Regions from separate parts of the Homo sapiens genome. Here all the other regions are linked to region 1. A link is a contact called in ENCODE Hi-C or POLR2A ChIA-PET data. All regions are on one chromosome and are shown on one strand. Each heading gives the region's core, a stretch centred on a gene start or an enhancer-like site at or near the end of the contact. The rest is flanking DNA. Distances are from core to core; before and after follow the strand shown. Region 1 has its middle 95 kb from the start of LINC01625. Region 2 has its middle 6.0 kb from the start of FILNC1. Region 3 has its middle 27 kb from the start of FILNC1.

Region 1 (3,855 bases), core at 513-3,012:
CAGCTGGTGTCTCACTAGGTCATGTGCCCCCCAAGTCCACTGGCTATGAGCCCAGAAGAGCACCAGGACTTGCCCAGGAATTGCTGTCTTTGTGGCCTAGAGTACCTTTCAAGTTTATTTAGATCCCCAGAGCACTTTAGCCTGCAGTGAGTGGGGGGTCTGCCGGAACTCAGATTCCAACTGCTATGATGAATGATTTGCCTGTGGCTCGGGCTGGTCTAAACACTCCCTCCATGGTCACGGGCTGAGTTCTGCCCTGTGTTGTTTTCCACTGCAACAAGCCAGCACTGAGTTCCAACGCAAAGTCCCACAATCACTGTGCTCTTCCTTCCCCAAGCACACAGATGCTGTCTGTGTGCCATGCAGCCACTGCCAGGGGATGGAGGAAGGGTGGTGTCAACAGTTCTGGACTGTCTTTCCTACTCTCTTCTGTGCCTCTTTCCTTAATATGATGTTAAAACCCAGTACTGTGATTGCTTACCTGAGTTTTGGTTCTTTTTGTTTGTTTGTTTAGATGGAGTCTCGCTCTGTTGCCCAGGCTGGAGTGCAGTGGTGCGATCTTGGCTCACTGCAAGCTCCGCCTCCCAGGTTCACTCCATTCTCCTGCCTCAGCCTCCCGAGTAGCTGGGACCACAGGCACCCGCCACGACGCCCGGCTAATTTTTTGTATTTTTAGTAGAGATGGGGTTTCACCGTGTTAGGATGGTCTCGATCTCCTGACCTCGTGATCCACCCGCCTCGGCCTCCCAAAGTGCTGGGATTACAAGCGTGAGCCACTGCGCCCGGCCGAGTTTTGGTTCTAAGGAAAGCGCTTTTTTGTTTGGATAGCTGTGCAGTTTGATGTTCCTGTAAGGAAGAGGGACAATGAGCACTGGAGACTTCCATTCTGTCATCTTGCTCCCAGGCAGGTTTATGATCCAGTCAGAGCAAGGCTCTATCTCCTCCTTTTCATGCTTGATCTCTTCATCCTTTTTTGGTTTGGCTGGATCTGACTGTACTTGTATTTTAATACAGAATATCATAGGGGTATAAATAACAAATGAATAACAAAAAATAACAAAATTTGGGTTTATTGAAAATGTTAAAGACCACAAAAAGTCATTTTCATCTGTGTTTGAAAGTAGAACAAGGAAGTGATTCCAAACTGCTTGGGGCAGATGGTGTAATAATAACAGATAACAGAACTGGTAAATTCATATTCTGTTTTCACGTTCAGCAGCAAGGAAAGTGGTCTGCTGGCTGGAAGGAAAAGAAAATTATGCCTTGAATTAATTTTGGGGGGTGCTTTGGGTTTGGGGGACTTTTTTTTTTCACTTCGTCTCATTTATTTTTGCCCTGTGAGGTAGTCACAGTAGTTATCCTACTTTACTGGGGTGGAAATTGTGACTTAGCATTAAATGACTTGTCCACATTCACAAACAATGTAAAGAGGGAGTTGACTGCAAGTCTACATAGATAAGTGGACAGTAAGACAAAGCCTGGTCACTTTAAATGAGAACACAGGACAGGCGCAAGTTATGCCAGGCTGCTGAGAAAACTGGAATGTTGGGCAAATAGTAGATACTCAGAATATTCATTTTGAATGAGTGAATATGAACTGAGGATTAATATCAGTAACTACTGAGATCTTTCAGAGACCAAGAGATGAATGAATAAGGGAAATGTCAATTAATTTTTCACAAAAAGGAAGCAGATTCCATAATTCACAAACAGATCAGCTATTCTCAGATGGTGAACCTAGAAAAAGTCAAGAATGGATTTTTAAGCTAATGGTTCATGACTGTTAACAAAGGAATGTGGTGGTTACTGGGAGTGAACATAGGTTCACAGGGAATGTCATGTTATGCTAGCTTAATTTATTTTATTGTTTTTGAAATAGAGCTACTTCATAAGATCAGAGGATTGACTAGGATGACTTAATTTTCATAATATCATAAAAATTGCAACCACTGTTGAACGTTTACTCTATGCTAGGCTCTGCTTTATTTACCCCTCACAATAGTTCCAGTAGGTAAGTACTTTGTTTATCTCCCTTTTTAAAGATAAGAAACAGAGAATCAGTAAGATCAAGTAATTTACACGAATTACTTGCCAGTGAGTGGCTGAGCCGGAATTGAGGCTAAATTTGTCCGACTCAAAGCAGTTGATGGTAACTACTACACCATATCGTGTTGACACACAGCCAGGCTGATGAGATCTTTGAGGTTAAGGTAAACTGAATATACCAATAGGGTCATAATACCTTTAGATAGATTCACAACAGGTTGTAAACAAACCTAAAGCACATTGATTAATATTTTGGTCTTAATTTGCCTGGCATTTGAATTAATGAGTTGGCTAAAGACATAGAAAACACACTTGTCACTTTTACAGTTGACAAAAATCAAGAAGAAAAGCCAATCCTATCAATCCTATTAACTAACACTTGCATAGTGTTTCTCATATTAAAGAATAGTTTTGCCTAGATTGTCATGTTTGATTCTCACAACTATACAGAACAGACTTATTGCTAGATCCCAACTCTCCTTTATTTTTACAGTGGGCAGAACTGAGGTTCAGGAAAATCAAGTGACTCAGTCAGAGTCATACGGTGAATAATCTGAGGACTTCTCTTTTCTGTCACAGTGCAATAGATATGGAGTCATGATTTGAAAAAGTATCAAGACATGCAGATGGAAGATCGAAACCAGTAAGATGAAATACGAAGGTGGTGAATGTAAAGTCTAACGCTGAAGTAAAAATATGTTCATTTGAATGTTTAATGGAAGCCAGCATTTCATTATGATTACAAATAATGCTGACTTAATCTTGGGCTGGATTAATGGAAGCATAACATCTACATCACAATAAACAACACTCCCACTGAACATGGAAATGTTCAAAACCTACATGCAACCCATATTCTCTAGGCCTAGCAGTTAGTGAAAACTCGGACTAAGTAGAGAGTACCCAGAGGCAAATAAATATTGCAGGGACTGTGGGGTACATAGAGAGTGAAAGGCAATGAGGAAATAAATAAACATTCAAGTTTTCTTCAAAATTTTAAGAATGATCACACGGAAGAGAAAAAATATTTGTTCTGTGTTGTTCTACGTCCAGTAGGTGTAAGTATCAGATTTTAATTTGAGATAAAAGCCAATTCCAGCAATTGAGCAGCTGCCAATGGAATGAGTCTTGTGAAGTTTTAATACCCTATCATGGGAAAAATTCTCTCAGAGGCTATTTGGTCTTTCTTTCTCTTAGAAGTGAGGTGAAAAGTAAAATTACAATGAGTTATTATGGCTTGTCCAATCTAATATTATGTAGTCGTTTAAAACCTTGCTCCAAGAAGACAAAGATCAGTCTCATTTTGATTTTCACTTAGCTCCAAGCAGGCTGAGTATAGTAGATGCTCAAAAAATATTGAAATAAGTCTTCAAAAGGGAGAGGAAATTACCAAGGGCTGGTAGTGAAATATCTCCCAGCACACATCGTGCCTGGCACAATTAACACTTCCCAGACCCTTTTGCAGCGGGAGGCAGCAATGAGAGGTTCTAGTCTAGAGCATCTGCACTCACTATGCTGTTCGCTCAGACCACGCTTCCACTTGGATTTTCACGAGGTCCAGCCTCTGGCTTTATTCAGGTCTGCTCAAAAGGCATTTCAGAGAGGATCTTAAGTAGCAATCCCTTAAACTCTGTCACTGCTCTGGTACTTTCGGGCATTTTTCACTGCCTCTGAAACACACAGAAATACACACATACATTCAATGTCTCCTGACATTTGAATTTAAGTTTTTTGGCAGCAGGGAATTTCTTTTGTTCCTGCATGTTATGATTTGAATTGCATTCCCCTGAAATTCATAGGTTGAGGTCA
Region 2 (3,855 bases), core at 409-2,908, 200 kb after region 1:
TAAACTCCACATTTTTTCCTTCTCTAGGAAAACATATTGGTAACTAGACATATACATAACATAGATTGGTATAATGATGATGCCTTTTATGATTCACCTTAACCATTCTTTCGTGACCCCTGCCATCAAAAACATTCAGTGACTTCCAGTGGCATTCCTAGCATTTTTGACACCTTGGCTGGATCATTTTTATAACACCCCTCACTTTGTGATGCAATTATTTTCATGTAGTAATTAGCAATCAATATAATTTTTAAATCTTCTGTTTTAAAACAAATGAAAAGAAGTGATTTTGATTCTAAAGATTGTGCAAATTTGGGATATTTTATATATGAACTAAAATTTGCACTTATCAAATAAAAAATGTTATACTTGCATTTTGCATTTAAACGAAAATAGGAAACTCCAAGTGATCCCATAATAACTCAAGTTCTGTTTCTTTGACTTAGAATTGCAGCTATGTCTGCCCAAGGCAATTGCCAAGGTTTCCCAATTTATCCTGAATGATTGTAGCTGAGTGGGGTACGTTTGGGGAACAATTGTTTAACTGGGAATTTGCTGAGTTAACTTTTATGTTGAACACAATATTTAATAAAGGACAAATAATAAAAATGTGCTAATTCAAACCACACAATGTATTATTAAAACTCAATGGTAATGGCAGCAATTGTTTAAAACTAAGACCAGAAATGATTTTTTTTTTTTTTTGAGGAGGAGTATTTTATCACTTCATTGTTTAGAAATGTCGGCAGGAAGTGATGATTAGAATCAGAATGACTGGGTTTTATTATAGCTTTAAAATTTTTTATAGACAGGGTACCCCCTCATTGTCCATACCCAGAACTCCCTCATACTTGGTCAGTCACTGGTGACTCCTCAGTGTTTACATAATTGAGTCTAAAGTGGTGATCTTTAGCATAGTTCTCCATCATATGGCCTCAACCTCCTTCCAGCCTACTCCTCCACAGTTCACCTATTGCGAAAATACCCCATCATCTAGAATTGTGAAAATATTCTGTTCCCTGAGCCCTCCTCTTAAAAAAATGCTTCTCTGTGTGTTTGTATTTCTCCCTCTGACAATGTAAGTGTAAAGAGCACAGGCTTTAGAGCCAGGATTTTGTGGGACTGGATTTTCCCTCTGCAGCTTATAAATTGTGTGACCTTGGACAAGTTATCCAACCCATCTGGGCCTCATCCTCCTCATCTGCAAAAATATTGATTACAGAGCCCATTTACAGATACCACTGGATGAGATGAGAACACATAAAATATATGTTAAATTGTCTTATCCCTCCATATCTTTCATTATTCTCCCTTAATAAGTTTTGCATATCTAACAGTTACAGGACTTTGATCAAAATAGGCCTGCATAGAGTTTGAACAACTGAATTGAATTTATTGGGCTTCATTCATGATATACAAGCTTCCAAAGTCACATGGTCTAAGCCCAAGCTCCAGTTCTTTCTACAATTGCCTCAGCTGTGAGTCTTGAGCATTGTCATAAGAAGAGAATCTAGGATATTTCTCATTTGGCTTCAGTTCCTCTTCTTCAGCTGTCCAGACCTCTTTCATTTAGAAAAACACTGTGACAAAATGAGGAGGCTGCAGAAGCACAAGTGGGAATGGCAGCTGACCGCACGGGGAGAAGGTGTCTATTTCACCTTCAGGACCATCTTAGCATTTTGAGCAGCTCATAGGTCAGGAATGCTGTTGTCATCAGGGTTAGAGCTATGTCCTGAATAAATACCAAGTTAGGAGGAAGATGACTCAGAGCTGCCTAAACCTCATACTCCTCTGATATTTTAAGCAACAGAGAGTGGCAAGCAGCTGTTAGATATCTTTGCTTCTTTGTTCAGGCAAAGCTTAGCCTGTTCCATTTGGAAAGAAAATGGTCATAATTTCCAGCCCATTTTAAACTCTTCCTTCTTAGAATTGTTACTGCACACATAACCTGGGTCACACAACTTAGTTTTCTGCAATCTCAACTCTTTTTCTAATTATTTCCTCTTCCCCAAATGGATATTAAGTTTGTTGTGGAAAGAGAATATGCCTTATATTCCTCTTATATTCTCTCCAAACTGAAAGATTAGCCTTTGGCCCAGAGTAGGTAGTGCATACAAGCACTAATTTCATTTATATGGGACTTTAAAATGAAAAATTACCTTTATGTCCATTCTTTTGTTTAAACTTCACTACAACTTCATAAAATAATTGTTATTATCTTTATTTTATAAACCAGGAAACTAAGGTTTAGAGAGATTAAGTATACTGCCAAGGATAAGGATCATACAGCTAGTAATTAGCAAATCCTGCATTTGTGTGTGTGTGTGTGTGTGTGTGTGTATTCACCTCATAAATCGTATCTTAAAGACTCATTCATTAATGACAGCTTAATTGAAAACCTTTAAAAAATATATTTAATTTTTTTCTACTTATTAAATCCTTGTTCCCTAACTTGTTTTTATTGCTCTGAAAGCAGCTAGAAAACCATTTTGTAATTTGCAAAGATGTAGATCTAGAACCTAATTATTTCATTTGTATGCAGAAAAGAAAACCTGTACAAATGTAAGAAGAAATGGCACAGGAAAATCCCCAAGTAATAAGAAACCATAAATTCATTTGTATTTTAGGTAATATGTTTATGGCAGATATTTAGAGAATTCACATTATTTTGGGGCATCATTATTTATCTGAAAGATTAGGAAGGGCGTGGAAGAGTCTGTGCGGTTAAGGAGAGCAAAATAGGTGTAAATAATATCAATTGGTAGACTCATTTGATTCAGTCAACAGGTTTTATGAAGCACCTGCATTTTCTGTCATGGCTGGAGAGTGGTTTTCAACACATGTTAACATTTGGGTAGGTCAGATACTCTGTGAGTTCAATCAAGATAACCCTGTTTACCCACTAAGATGACTCAGAGAGCTGCTAGGACCTAGTTTTTTCATTTCGGTCTCGTGCTGCAAATGGTCAGCAACTATGAGATTGATGGAAGACATTTGCCTCAATTATTATGCTATGATTCATAGATTCCTACTATAGAACATAACTGAGTATTTGGCCTTCCTCTTTCAGTTGGGGAGAGTAAACAAATTTCTTATTTATATCAACAAGTCATAATTTGAGCAAGTTAAATATTAAAACCTATTGAAACAGAAAAAGAAGTTAAGTTTAGGTGTGGATAATGTCAAGAACAACTATTTAGTCTTTATTTGCGAGATGATGGGCAAACATTTTATGCTGCTTGCAAAATTAATGTCTTCAGTAATTTACTACACCTTTTACTTCATTCATGACAATTTCAAAGGATTAACTGTGAATGGATATTTGAGGAAGTTAGCTTACTGGATCACCAAAGAGTGGCCCAAGGAAGGGTGGGGAGTAGAAAAGTGCTCAGGAGATAGCTGTTGAAGCTGCAGAGAAATCTCTATTTCTATCTCCTGGTTTAAACCCTCCATCCCACTCAATGTGCATTAACCTGAAATATTAATAGATCACTGTGCTTCTCCCTTAAAAACAATGCACAGGCATTTAGATTGATGATTGCTGCTGCATTCAAGGTTCTGTAAATAATGATAACAATACTGTCTAGCACATTATATAAGATCACCTAAATTATAAGTAGAAGATGTATCACGTCATGGTCAAGTCTAATATATATAATTTATGGGCTTTATTCTCACTGTTGCAAGTGTCTATTGAAGAGGGCAAGAATAATGACCCTTATCCAGAAAAATATGTGAAGCCTGTGTCTTTTTCTAAATCTGGAGTTTAAGAAACTGTGCGATCCAAAGGAAAATCCCTTTCAAGGGGAAAAATTAAATCATTTAAGATCACCCCTCCCACTAGGTTCCATT
Region 3 (3,855 bases), core at 394-2,893, 170 kb after region 1:
CTCGAGCTCCTGACCTCAAGTGATCTGCCTGCCTCGGTTTGGTTCTTTCTTCAGTCTTCTCTTAGGGATTACTTAACACTGTTAAAAGAAGTTCAGCAGTCATTGTTACACTCAGTAACTTAAATATAGAACATAATAAATATGTGTGTTAGTGAGTCTGGAGAGTTGCCACTTTCTATTCACTTACTATCTTACACTACAAGTTGTCCTTTTAAAAGTCCATTTGCATTGTCTCTCCAAATGGAGGGCAGGGCTCATGGCTTACCCTGTCTTGTGATCCTCAGGGATCCTAGCTTTTTCTTTGCCTAACCATAGAAGATGCTCGTTAATGATTGAAGTCTACCGTTTGTTTTATCCAGGAGAGATTGTGATACTCACTGTGCTAGATTTAAAATGGCTCTGTTATCTCTGAGACTTGGGAAGTCTGTTTTTAATGTATAAGAGAAAAGGTTTTGAGTTGTACAGGATTTTGATTTTTTTTCCCTGTACCATGCAGCTCAGAAGTAAAATAGTTTAGGTCAAAATAAATTGAACAAGAAGAAAGAAGACCTTGCATTCTAGTGCTAGTCTTAGTAATTTCTAGACATATGGTTTTGGACAAATTAATTGACTTCTTTTGAAACTCTGTTTCTTCATCTGTAAAGACTATTTAAATTGAAATATAGTGGTACTATTTACTTAGTGAAGGACAAAGAGATGTTTACATACTGTACTCAAAAGGTCGAACAGATGGGATTATTTTAGATTGAAAGCTCATGTGTGGGAGTCATGCCTTTTGTAAGCCACATAAATTCTCATGGGGTCTGGTAACTTACTGTGTGCCCAGCAGGAACCCAAAAAGTCTTGTCATGGTGATAAATATGACACCATTTAATAAGGTCACATTTAACACAAGGAGAAACTTGGGAAAGAAAACAAAACAAAAATCTAGACCTCATCCCTAGGTACTTTGTATGACTTTGGACAGGTTACTTTACCCCTCTGAACTCTTCAATTGATTCATAAAAAGAACCAAATGCTTAGAAGGGGAGGGCAGGCATATAAATGGAATAGTAGAAAAGATTACTGAGCCCATGAGGTGGGAAGTATAGTACTCTGAAATGTATGACACCCTGAAATTGTTGGCCTCCTATATGTATTCTCTTCAAAGGGAGAGACTCCCCAGAAAAATTACTGTTGGACAATACTTGTCAAGACATTTATGGGAGCTGCTTTGGATACATGGTATGCTTGAATTGAGAAGGAGCTTAAAGATATTTTAGATTAACCTCTTAATTTTACACATGGAAAAAGAAAGTCTCAAGGAAGTTATACAAATTCTTTAAAATTATATAATGTGTGAGAGAGCTAGCACTAGATTTGCAAGGCTGTGAGCCATTGGGGAATTCAAGTTTGTTTGTTTTGACCTATTTTGCTTTTTTTTGAGTTTAAGTGGCAGAAGGTAATCTTATTTTCTTGGTGCCTTACTTTTCAAGAGGCCTTGTCAATGCCCCCTCATTTCTTGTCTGTAGAAACTAAATAAATCAAAAAAGGAATTAATTTCACAAACATATTATGTGCTAGCCATTCAGTACCCATTGTTGGGCATTGGTAATACAAACTTGCTACAAGGCACTTGTTGTCCTTGGATAGATTTTTGTTTTCATTCCTTCACATTGTTAACATTGAGCAATCTGCTTAGTCAGGAAAAGGCAACACATTGTAAAGGTATGCAGATATAAAAAAGTAGGAGTCCGGTGTATGATTCATTCCTATAGTAGCCTTGGTGTAGCCCAGTCCAAAGGACAATTTCCTCCATTAGACATTAACTACCATCAATTTCTTCTCTCATGAAATAAACAGATTCTGTCTTGGAAATAGAAATTTTCTCTGCTAATGAGCTTTTTACTACTTGGGAGTCTTCTATTTCAATCTGAGACTAAAAGATAGAAGGAGAGGCTTCTCAGGGAGCAGGAAATGGAAATGACAGTAGACCCTAACTCCCTCTCCACCTGTGCATGGATATGGAAAAGGGCTTTGAAAAAGGCACCACTTATAATAGCACAGTCCAGGGAACTGGGTGTCAAAGTCAATGCCTGTGATGGGAGAGCTGCTCATGCTTCTTACAATGTCTTGAATACTCTTAATCCTTTTGCAAATACTTGCTTCGTTGTAAGACAAGTCAAAGCAGATATGACGATGTCTTAGCTGAGGAAGAAATTGTGGCTTCTTGGATGCAGTATGGCAAAGAGGATTGTCTTTTAAGAATAATAAAAAAGAGTTTTTTTCATTTAAATCTGGTCTAGGAAAAATATCCTCTTGAAACTCTTTTTACTATTAGTTTTGTTTTCTAAAAAACACTGATCTGAACAAGATTAAATAAGCAAATCAATGGCTTTCTGGGTTTAAAGCAACTGAATTCCTACTGATCTCCCTTTATACTGAAATTTCAACATAGATTCTTCACAAGAGAAGAAAGATGAACTGAATCCCATATGACACTCAAGAAGATGTAGGACAAGCAAATAAAAGTGGTCCCAGGGGAGAAAATAATATTCCCAGCCCTGCAAATGATTCGCTTCTGCCCTATAGTTTGACTCTTCCAAAATCTGGTTTTCAAAACAAATTAGTCCACCTCTGAAAAAGGCATGCCGACTTTCCAACTGACAATTATAAAAGTGACCCTGTCTACAAACATCTGATGAGTGAGTGTCTAGGTTATAGAAACAGAGATACCCTCTTCCAACTGTAATATTTCGGTTAATAGGCTCTGTTTAGAAGATTAATTCTTAATGTCATCATTCATGAATTACAGGGAATGAAAAACAGGAGGAAGGGAAGCAGAGAAGGATGTGCTAATGTTACGATGTTTTATAATATTTTCAAACCCTAAGTTCTTCTACCGATCGGACCATGTCACTTAAATTTAAGGCTCTAATAACATTGGCTTCCAGAAATATTTTCACTTGTATGACTTCACTTATCCTTGATGCCAGAGTTCAAAAGGGTGTATAAATAAGACGGGAGGAAGGACACATTATCACAGACCAATAAAAATGACAACAAAAATACCTCAAAGCTCTTAACAAGTATAAAGCTAGAAATGATCTGAGTCTTGTGAAAAATACTGATTAACACAAAAATGATTTTAAAAGCAATATTCAGAGAAAGTACAGTAATGGAGACCTGGTCCTGGCACAGATAGTGTTACCTTAAAAATATATCACAGAGAATGTATAATTATTGACTGTATTTATAAATCTTCTCTATCCAGGATCTTCACATCACCAGTATGATGGAATTGAAGCCCAAGATTGGTAATGTTATGGTAGGAAAACATTCACTTTCTTTAACTCATGTTAAGTATCTAAACAGAAAATTTCATTTTTATAACATAGGAATTTTGTATATTTGGTTTGCAAAATCTGTTTCGTTCTCCAAAATATGGAAAGCTATGGAAAATGGGGAATGTCTCCCCCTTACCCTAGAAAAATAGATATAAGTTAATATTGCTCCAGTTTTTTTTAAGTAGACTGCAGAAAAAAAAGAAGCTAGTGATCTTAATACAATTTTTTAAAAACTTTCTAGAAAATTGTATTGAGCTTATCAGCTTGTTTTCATGACTGTGAGTATTGAACATAGAAAGTGGTGATAATTAGAAATCAGCATTGACTTATTAAAACAATTCATGCCAAAGTAAATTAGTTGCATTTTTATAGTCTTCAGTGCAGAATTTAATGGAGTATTGGGTTATACATATAGAAATACATGGAAATAAAATATGGTGAGTTTATGTGAATTAATAACTGGCTGAAGACCTATAACCAAGAACCACCATAAGACAATTTGTGTCCAGTGTCAGGGGGTCTCTATTGG

What was found. A loop is a pair of places that touch in the nucleus more often than their neighbours do. ChIA-PET counts read pairs that join two places held with the same protein, here RNA polymerase II (POLR2A). Pooled maps may share reads with other maps.
Region 2: a map of endothelial cell of umbilical vein shows a loop between it and region 1 (9-fold over the local background). The contact joins two enhancer-like sites. A Hi-C loop is called at or near these places in 1 of 168 maps with a recorded cell type or tissue (endothelial cell of umbilical vein) and 3 of 50 pooled maps. POLR2A ChIA-PET finds 5 or more read pairs at or near these places in 4 of 52 experiments (A673, MCF 10A, Panc1 and 1 more).
Region 3: a loop to region 1 is called in a pooled map, with 3 times the contacts of the local background. The contact joins two enhancer-like sites. A Hi-C loop is called at or near these places in 1 of 50 pooled maps. POLR2A ChIA-PET finds 5 or more read pairs at or near these places in 2 of 52 experiments (Panc1 and endothelial cell of umbilical vein).

The regions. Positions count from the first base shown.
Region 1 is chr6:139,567,214-139,571,068 of GRCh38, forward strand. No RefSeq gene overlaps it. Among named protein-coding and RNA genes, the nearest start is that of LINC01625, 95 kb to the left of the region's middle. Within about 2 kb of position 1,763, at least 5 of the 41 ENCODE cell types and tissues checked have a DNase peak (open chromatin) inside an H3K27ac peak, as active enhancers do; they include Panc1 and endothelial cell of umbilical vein, where a contact is called at or near this core.
Region 2 is chr6:139,763,098-139,766,952 of GRCh38, forward strand. No RefSeq gene overlaps it. Among named protein-coding and RNA genes, the nearest start is that of FILNC1, 6.0 kb to the right of the region's middle. Within about 2 kb of position 1,659, at least 20 of the 41 ENCODE cell types and tissues checked have a DNase peak (open chromatin) inside an H3K27ac peak, as active enhancers do; they include Panc1 and endothelial cell of umbilical vein, where a contact is called at or near this core.
Region 3 is chr6:139,742,133-139,745,987 of GRCh38, forward strand. No RefSeq gene overlaps it. Among named protein-coding and RNA genes, the nearest start is that of FILNC1, 27 kb to the right of the region's middle. Within about 2 kb of position 1,644, at least 2 of the 41 ENCODE cell types and tissues checked have a DNase peak (open chromatin) inside an H3K27ac peak, as active enhancers do; they include Panc1, where a contact is called at or near this core.